Regions from separate parts of the Homo sapiens genome. Here region 1 is linked to region 2. Evidence: read pairs that join two places in POLR2A ChIA-PET (ENCODE). Cell type or tissue: GM12878. All regions are shown on one strand.

The links. ChIA-PET counts read pairs that join two places held together with the same protein. Peaks named below come from ENCODE experiments on the same cell type or tissue, not always from the same donor. Only the 100,000 strongest peaks of a DNase experiment are listed, where the experiment ranks them.
Region 1: POLR2A ChIA-PET joins it to region 2 with 8 read pairs; 3 of 35 experiments call an interaction of 5 or more read pairs at or near these places.

Annotation. Positions count from the first base shown.
Region 1 is chr14:102,797,563-102,801,562 of GRCh38, forward strand. The region is part of intron 1 of TRAF3 (TNF receptor associated factor 3); the gene reads left to right. Among named protein-coding and RNA genes, the nearest start is that of TRAF3, 22 kb to the left of the region's middle. RefSeq lists an enhancer at 1,256-1,305. In GM12878, no CTCF peak of the experiment used is centred here; a DNase peak (open chromatin) is centred at 1,579; H3K4me3 peaks cover 1,124 bases; H3K27ac peaks cover 2,887 bases.
Region 2 is chr14:102,609,377-102,613,376 of GRCh38, forward strand. The region is part of intron 2 of RCOR1 (REST corepressor 1); the gene reads left to right. Among named protein-coding and RNA genes, the nearest start is that of RCOR1, 19 kb to the left of the region's middle. RefSeq lists an enhancer at 2,073-2,152. In GM12878, no CTCF peak of the experiment used is centred here; a DNase peak (open chromatin) is centred at 2,135; H3K4me3 peaks cover 582 bases; H3K27ac peaks cover 1,249 bases.

The sequences.
Region 1 (4,000 bases), 190 kb after region 2:
GTCCCCATCTGTCTTTGTGACCTTAGGCAAATCATTGAATCTCTTTGAAAGCCTTGTCTCCTTGCATGGCATATGGAGATTATAGTTGCTGTGAAAATAAAATAATCAGTTTTTAAAAATCCATAAAAATGAAAAATGGTATTTAAGGTTGAAGGCACTTGTATTTCTTTTTCTTTCTTTTTTTTTTTTTTGAGATGTAGTTTTGCTCTTGTCACCCAGGCTGGAGGTGCAGTGGCGTGATCTTGGCTCACCGCAACCTCCGCCACCCAGGTTCAAGCGATTCTCCCGCCTCAGCTTCCCGAGTAGCTGGGATTACAGGTTTGCACCACCACGCCTGGCTAAGTTTGTATTTTTAGTAGAGACAGGGTTTCACCATGTTGGTCAGGCTGGTCTCCAACTCCTGACCTCAGGTGATCTACCTGCCTCGGCCTCTCAGAGTGCTGGGATTACAGGTGTGAGCCACCACGCCCAGCCTAGGCACTCGTATTTCTTAGTCGGGAAAGAGAGGACAGGATATGTCCACCACACATTCACCAGTTCAGCATGTATTAACTACTGTGTGCCTGACTAAGCTTAGGTACTCAGTGTATTTTCATGTAAAGAAAAACAACATTTAAAACATTTAAGTGAGCACTGACCAAATCTAGCTTAGTTCAGAAAACCCTTTTTTTTTTTTTGAGACTGGGTCTTGCTCTGTTGCCCAGGTTGGAGTGCAGTGGTGCGATCACAGCTCACTGTAGCCTCGACCTCTCAGTCTCAAGTGATCCTCACTTTCTAAGTTTCCAACATTTTTTGGGCCAGGTACGGTAGCTCACACCTGCAATCCCAGCACTTTGGGAGGCAAAGGTGAGCAGATTGCTTGAGTTCAGGAGTTTGAGACCAGCCTGGGCTTTATGGAGACCTCATCTCTATAAAACAAATATAAAAACTAGCCAGGTGTGGTGGCGTGTGCCATTAGTTCCAGCTCCTCAGGAGGCTGAGGTAGGAGGACAGCTTGAATCTGGGAGGCAGAGGTTGTGGTGAGCTGAGATCGCACCACTGCACTCCAGTCTGGGCGACAGAGCGAGACCCTGTCTCAAAAACAAAATTTTTTTTGTAGAGATGGGGCCTCTATGTTGCCCAGGCTGGTCTCAAATTCCTAGGTTCAGGTGATCCTCCTGATTCGGCCTCCCAAATGGCCGGGATTATAGGCATGACCACTGTACCCGGCCTCAGCAGACCTTTGTAAAGCACTTCATGGGTGCCAGTCCTGCTGTTACAGTGCTAGGTAAATGCATAAAAATGCTCCATGAGGCATTCTGTGTTCTCAGGAAATTCAGACTGCCAGTTTCAGTCTGGAACGTGACACTTTATGAAGGAGGCAATAGAACAAAAAAAGGACAAATTACAGGATTAGTAATTATCAAAAGCTAATACCGAGGTCAGAATAGGACTCTTGTTCAGTTTACATGAGGAATTTAACCAAATGAGCTTCTGCAGAGAACCAGCATTAGGGTGGTGACCAGGCTGGGGTACATACATGTCATATCAGAAGTGACCTGAGACTGGGTGTGAGAAGCAGTGGCTGATTTGGACTACTGAAAGCAGAATTAAGAGTCTGGTGGCATTGGGGGGAGATTAGTGCTGTGGAAGTCCTGCTCAGAGTCTTTCTCATGATGGGTACATTTGGGAGGAGCTTAGCAGACATCAGAGGACCTGCAGAGAGTTGACACAGCGGGAGGAACCAGCTGCACTACCACTCATGTTCTTTTCCATCTTAGCATCTCGTGAGCATAATTCAGAATACACAGTTTGATTAAGTATGTGCAGATTCCATTCAGTTCATGAATTCATTCCCACAGTGTAGCCTAGCCCAAGTGTTAGCACTTCTTTACTTGTTTTTGTTGTTGTTGTTGTTTGTTTTTTTGAGACGGAGTTTCACTCTGTCGCCCAGGCTGGAGTGCAATGGTGCGATCTCTGCTCGCTGCAACCTCCGTCTCCCAGATTCAGGCAGTTCTTCTGCCCCAGCCTCCTGTGTAGCTGGGACTACAGGCACATGCCACCATACCTGGCTAATTTTTGTATTTTTAGTAGAGATGGGGTTTCACCATGTTGGTCAGGCTGGTCTTGAACTCTTGCCCTCAAAGGACCTGCGTGCCTTGGCATCTCAAGTGCTGGAATTACAGGCTGAGCCACTGCTCTTGGCCAAGCACTTCTTTTCTCATAGTCTTCTGCTAAGTATTTCCTTCTGTCAGCTGCCAGGCAGCAATAGTTTTCACATTTGTTTGTGGTTGTCCTCTAGAACTTGGCCTTTAGTGTGGTATGTGTAGGATTTTGTTGATTCCAAGGGAGGGTGAAAAATGCTGTGATCCCCAGAACCTGGGATGGCTGGGGTATGTTGTCTCTGAGGAATTTAATAACATTTTGTGGTCATTGCTGGAATCTTCCTAGACTCCTTTGATGGAAAGTAGGGACTCCAAGGGGAACTCCTGACTGGGCTTGCGGGCTGCCTTCTCAGAGCCCTACTTTATTAGTGATTTATTTCTCTTAATGGGCTATTAGAAATGACCACAAAAACTGAGGCCCCCACCCATACAATTTCTATCAGTTAAGACCCTGGAAATTCAGATTTAGAGGGAATTTTTAAAGAACTCCTGGGAGTGCTGATGCCCTGCTGGACTGGGAGCCTCTGGTCCAGTGGAAGCAGCACATTCCCTCCAGGAGCCCCAGTGCTTTAGGAATGCAGTTTCCCAGGCCCTGCCTCAGACCTGCCGACTCACAGTCAGCTCTCAGAGAGGCTGTTAGGTGATCATTGCGTTCATTTAAGTGTGAGAAGCACCGTGCAGGCTTTGGGTGAGAGAGTCGGGGTTCATACCTTGCCTCTCTTCTTTCCCAGCTGCATGAACTTGACCAAGTTATTTGGCCTTTCTGAACCAGGACCGTAGCACATAAAGTGAGTGCGATGGTGCAGGCCCCAGTTCCTCAGCCACAGTGCTGAAACCCCAGAGCCTCTGAAAATGGAATGTTTTTTCATAGATTTGGTGCCACTTGGCCTGAACTTATGTGAGGCTATTTATAATCTCTATTCCACTTAATATGAATATTTCATTATTTTACCACAGATGGTTAATTAACATGTTTCCTGTTCTTTTCCTTTTTTTTTTTTTTTTTTTTGAGAAGACTCTTGCTCTGTTGCCCAGGCTAGAATCAGTGGTGTGATCAAAGCTCTCTGCAGCCTTGAACTTCTGATCTCAAGAGATCTTCCCACCTCAGCCTCTCAAGTAGCGAGGACTACAGGCTTGTGCCGCCACACCCAGCTGATTTTTTAATTTAAATTTTGTAAAGAAAGGGTTCTGGCCGGGCGCGGTGGCTCACACCTGTAATCCCAGCACTTTGGGAGGCCAAGGCGGGCGGATCACGAGGTCAGGAGATCGAGACCACGGTGAAACCCCGTCTCTACTAAAAATACAAAAAATTAGCCGGGCGCAGTGGCGGGCGCCTGTAGTCCCAGCTACTCGGGAGGCTGAGGCAGGAGAATGGCGTAAACCCGGAAGGCGGAGCTTGCAGTGAGCGGAGATCGCGCCACGGCACTCCCGCCTGGGCGACAGAACGAGACTCCGTGTCTTCTCACTTTGTTACCTAGGCTAGTCTCAGACTCCTAGACTCAAGTGATCCTCCCACCTCGGCCTCCCAAAGTGCTGGGATTACAGTCAAGAGCCACCACACCCGGTGAATTAATGTGTTTTCTTATGGTTACTGCCTCAGACTTCCCTGGAGTGTTATATAATATATAATATATAAAATATGCGTACAATATTTCCTTTCTAAAATTCAAAAAATTCTGAACTCTGAAACACATCTGGCCTCGGTTTTGGATAAGGATTGTGGTGCTATAGATACCCAGCTTATAGGTGGGTCAGTATATGCCATGTTAGTGTGTTGGTATGTGTAGAAAACTCTTGGCAGTTAGCAGGCACCCAACAAATGCAGCTATTTTTGTTTGTTTGTTTTGAGACAGTGT
Region 2 (4,000 bases):
TTTCACAGTAGCTTAACCATTTTATACTCCATGATTAACGTATGAGGGTTTCAATATTCTACTTTTTATTTTCTGTTTTTTGAGATGGAGTCTCACTCTGTTGTCCAGGCTGGAGTGCATTGGTGCGATCTCGGCTCACTGCAGTTTCCGCCTTCCAGGTTCAAGTGATTCTCCTGCCTCAGCTTCCTGAGAAGATGGGATTGTAAGCATGTACCACCAAGTGTGGCTAATTTTTTTTTTGTATTTTTTAGTAGAGACAGGGTTTCACCGTGTTGGCCAGGCTGATCAGGCTGGTCCTGACCTCAGGTGATCTGCCTGTCTCGGCCTCCCAAAGTGCTGGGATTACAGGCGTGAAAATGCTACTGATGACAGTGCAGAGAGTCCTGAGATGCTTAGAGTAGTGGAGTTACTCGATCCTTCCCTGTGGTGGAGGGTTGGGAGTTGAAGAAACCAGGAAGTCCTATATGAAATGGTCCTTTAAGGCCGGGTGCAGTGGCTCACCCCTGTAATCCCAGCACTTTGGGAGGCCGAGGCAGGCAGATCACGAGGTCAAGAGATTGAGCCCACCCTGGACAACATGACAACATGGTGAAACCCTGTCTCTACTAAACATACAAAAATTAGCTGGGAGTAGTTCCAGCTACTCGGGAGGCTGAGGCAGGAGAATCGCTTGAACCCTGGAGGTGGAGGTTGCAGTGAGCCGAGATTGCGCCATTGCGCTCCAGCCTGGGCAACAAGAGCGAAACTCCATCTCAAAAAAAAAAAAAAGAGAAATCGTCCTTTAAGTCAAGCCTTAAAACGTAGGAATTACCTAGTTAATTTGAATATTAATATTATATGATATATAAGCTGTACATGTTATAAAAATTATTTTGAAAAGTTTAATCTTTAAAATTTTAGTTTAGATTTTCCTTGTAGTTATCTAGAGCTGTGCTGTCCAATAGTGTAGCCACTAGCTACATATAACTATTGAAATTTAAATTAATTAAAATTAAATAAAATTAAAAATTCAGTCCTTCTGTTACACTAGGCACATTTTAGATATTCAGCCATCATATATAGCTAGTAGGTGCCATATTGGACAGCTCAGAATAGAGTATTTTTATCCTCCCAGCAAGTTCAGTTGGGTGGCAATGATCTAGACATTTTGATGAAATGAAAGCTTCATTATTATTGCTATTATTATTATTATTTTTGTGTGTGTGTGACAGAGTGTCGCTCTGTTCCCCAGGCTGGAGTGCAGTGGCGCCATCTCAGCTTACTGCAAGCTCGCCCACCCGCGTTCACACCATTCTCCTGCCTTAGCCTCCTGAGTAGCTGGGACTGTAGGCGCCCACCACCACGCCCGGCTAATTTTTTAGTAGAGACGAGGTTTCACCGTATTAGCCAGGATGGTCTCAATCTCCTGACCTCATGATCCACCCGCCTCAGCCTCCCAAAGTGCAGGGATTACAGGCGTGAGCCACCGTGCCCAGCCCAAAAGCTTCGTTATTATTAATTTTTATAATTCAGACGTTTTGCCTCTTTTGTCAAGTGCATGAAATTTGAGATGGGTACAGCTGAGAAATGTATGATGGCTGTGTGCTGAATTCCTCTAGGGGTGTATTTGTTTAAATATTGCCAATAAGGTGTTCAAAATAAGGTTATTTGAAAGAGCAAGTTGAAATGGAAAGCTTAGGAGAGCTTAGTTTTTTGTTTGTTTGTTTTTTTGAGATGGAGTTTCGCTCTTGTTGCCCAGACTGGAGTGGAATGGTGTGATCTTGGCTCACTGCAGCCTCCGCCCCCACACCATTCAGGCGATTCTCCTGTCTCAGCCTCCTGAGTAGCTGTGATTACAGGTGCTCACCACCACGCCTGGCTAATTTTTTGTATTGTTAGTAGAGATAGGGTTTCACCATGTTGGCCAGGCTGGTCTCTCCTGACCTCTGGTGATCCTCCCACTTTGGCCTCCCAAAGTGTAGGGATTACAGGCATGAGCCACCATGCCCGGCCTCAGCCTATAGTTCTTTTAATGCCCTTGTCTACTAATTCTATCATCTGTGTCATTTCTGGGTCAGTTTCAGTTGCTTGATTCTTTTTTTTCTTCCTCTTTTTGGGTTGTCTTTTCCACCTACTTTGCTTATCTGTTGATTTTTGGATGCCAGACATCATGAATTTTACTTTGTTGGAGGCTGGATATTTTTGTATTTCTATAAATATTCTTGAGTTTTGTTCTGAGATGTGGTTAAAATACTTAAAAATAGTTTGATGAAGTCTTGCTTTTAAGCTCTGTTAGGTGAGATCAAAACCATTTTAGTGTAGGGCTAAGTATTTCCCACTATTGAGTCAAAATCCTTTTGGGGATTCTGTGTGATAGCCCATGGACTATGTGGTTTTCCACTCTGGCTGTGAGGAACTGGCACTCTTCCTGTTCCCATGTGAGCCTTGTGGATTGTTCCATTTGATTCTTTTGGGTATTTTATTTATATTTTTAGAGAAGGTGTCTTGCTCTGTCACTCAGGCTGGAGTGCAGTTTTGTGATCATAGCTCCTTGCAGCCTCAAACTCCTGGGCTCAAGCCATGCACCCCATATAGCTGGGGCTATACCATGCCTGGTTATTTTTATTGTTTTAGAGATAGGGTCTCACTGTGTTGCCCAGGCTGGCCTTGAAGACTCCAGGGTTCAAGCGATCATCCCTCCTCAGCCTCCCCAGTAGCTGGGATTACAGGATTTTGCCATCACATCTGGCTAAGGGGGTGTGGAACCAGGGACAAAGACCAAATACATATTTCATAATATACTACACAAGGTAAATCTGGTTCATGTCACTCTACCTTGACTGGAAGCATAAGTATAGATTTTGCCATGTTGCCCAGGCTGGTCTTGAGCTCCTAGCCTCAAGCGGTCCCCTCTTCCCAAACCTTGGCCTCCCAAAGGTGCTAGGATTGCAGGCATGAGCCACTGCACTTCCTGAGTAGCTGGGATTACAGGTGCGCGCCACCACGCCCGCTAATTTGTTTTGGATTTTTAGTAGAGACGGGGTTTTGGGCCAGGCTGGTCTTGAACTCCTGCTCTTAAGCGATCTGCCCGCCTCAGCCTCCCAAAGTGCTGGGATTACAGGTGTGAGCCACCACGCCCGGTCTGATTTTTGTATTTTTTGTAGGGATGGGGGTTTCCCCATGTTACCCAGGCTGCTCTTGAACTCCTGGCTTCAAGCAATCCACCTGCTTCGGCCTCCCAAAGTGGTGGGATTTCAGGAGTAAGCCACTGCACCCAGCCTTGTTCATTTCAATATTCCTGATGAAGTACTCCATCTGATCTCATTTGCTCTTAGAAATCTGCTTGCTGGTTACCCTGTGCAGTGGCTCACACTTGTAATCCCAGCACTTTGGGAGACTGAGGTAGGAGGATTGCTTGATGCCAGGAGCTAGAGATCAGCTTGGGCAACATAGCAAGACCTTGTCTCTACGTGCACCTGTAGTCCTGGCTACTTGGGAGGTTGAGATGGGAGGATTGCTTGAACCCATGGGTTTGAGGCTGCTATGAGGTATGATCACACCACTGCATTTTAGCCTGAGAGACAGGAGACAGTATCTCTTAGCAAAAAAAAAAAAAAAGAAAAAACAAATCTGACTACCGTATTGATGATTCTAGTCCAGAATTTTCCAAAGGAGTATAGGTGGTTTTTTTGGTTGTTGTTGTTGTTTGTTTTGTTTTTTGAGATGGTGCGAGTCTCGCTTTTTTTGTTTTGTTTTGTTTTTTTGAGATGGAGTCTTGCTCTGTCGCCCACGCTGGAATGCAGTGGCACAATCTCGGCTCATTGCAACCTTCGCCTCCCGGGTTCAAGCAGTTCTTGTGCCTCAGCCTCCCGAGTAGCTGGGACTACAGGCGTGCGCCACCACGCCTGGCTAAGTTTTGTATTTTTGGTAGAGTTGGGGTTTCACCGTGTTGGCCTGGCTGGTATCAAACTCATGACCTCAGGTGGTCCGCCATTCTCAGCCTCCCAAAGTTTTGGAATTA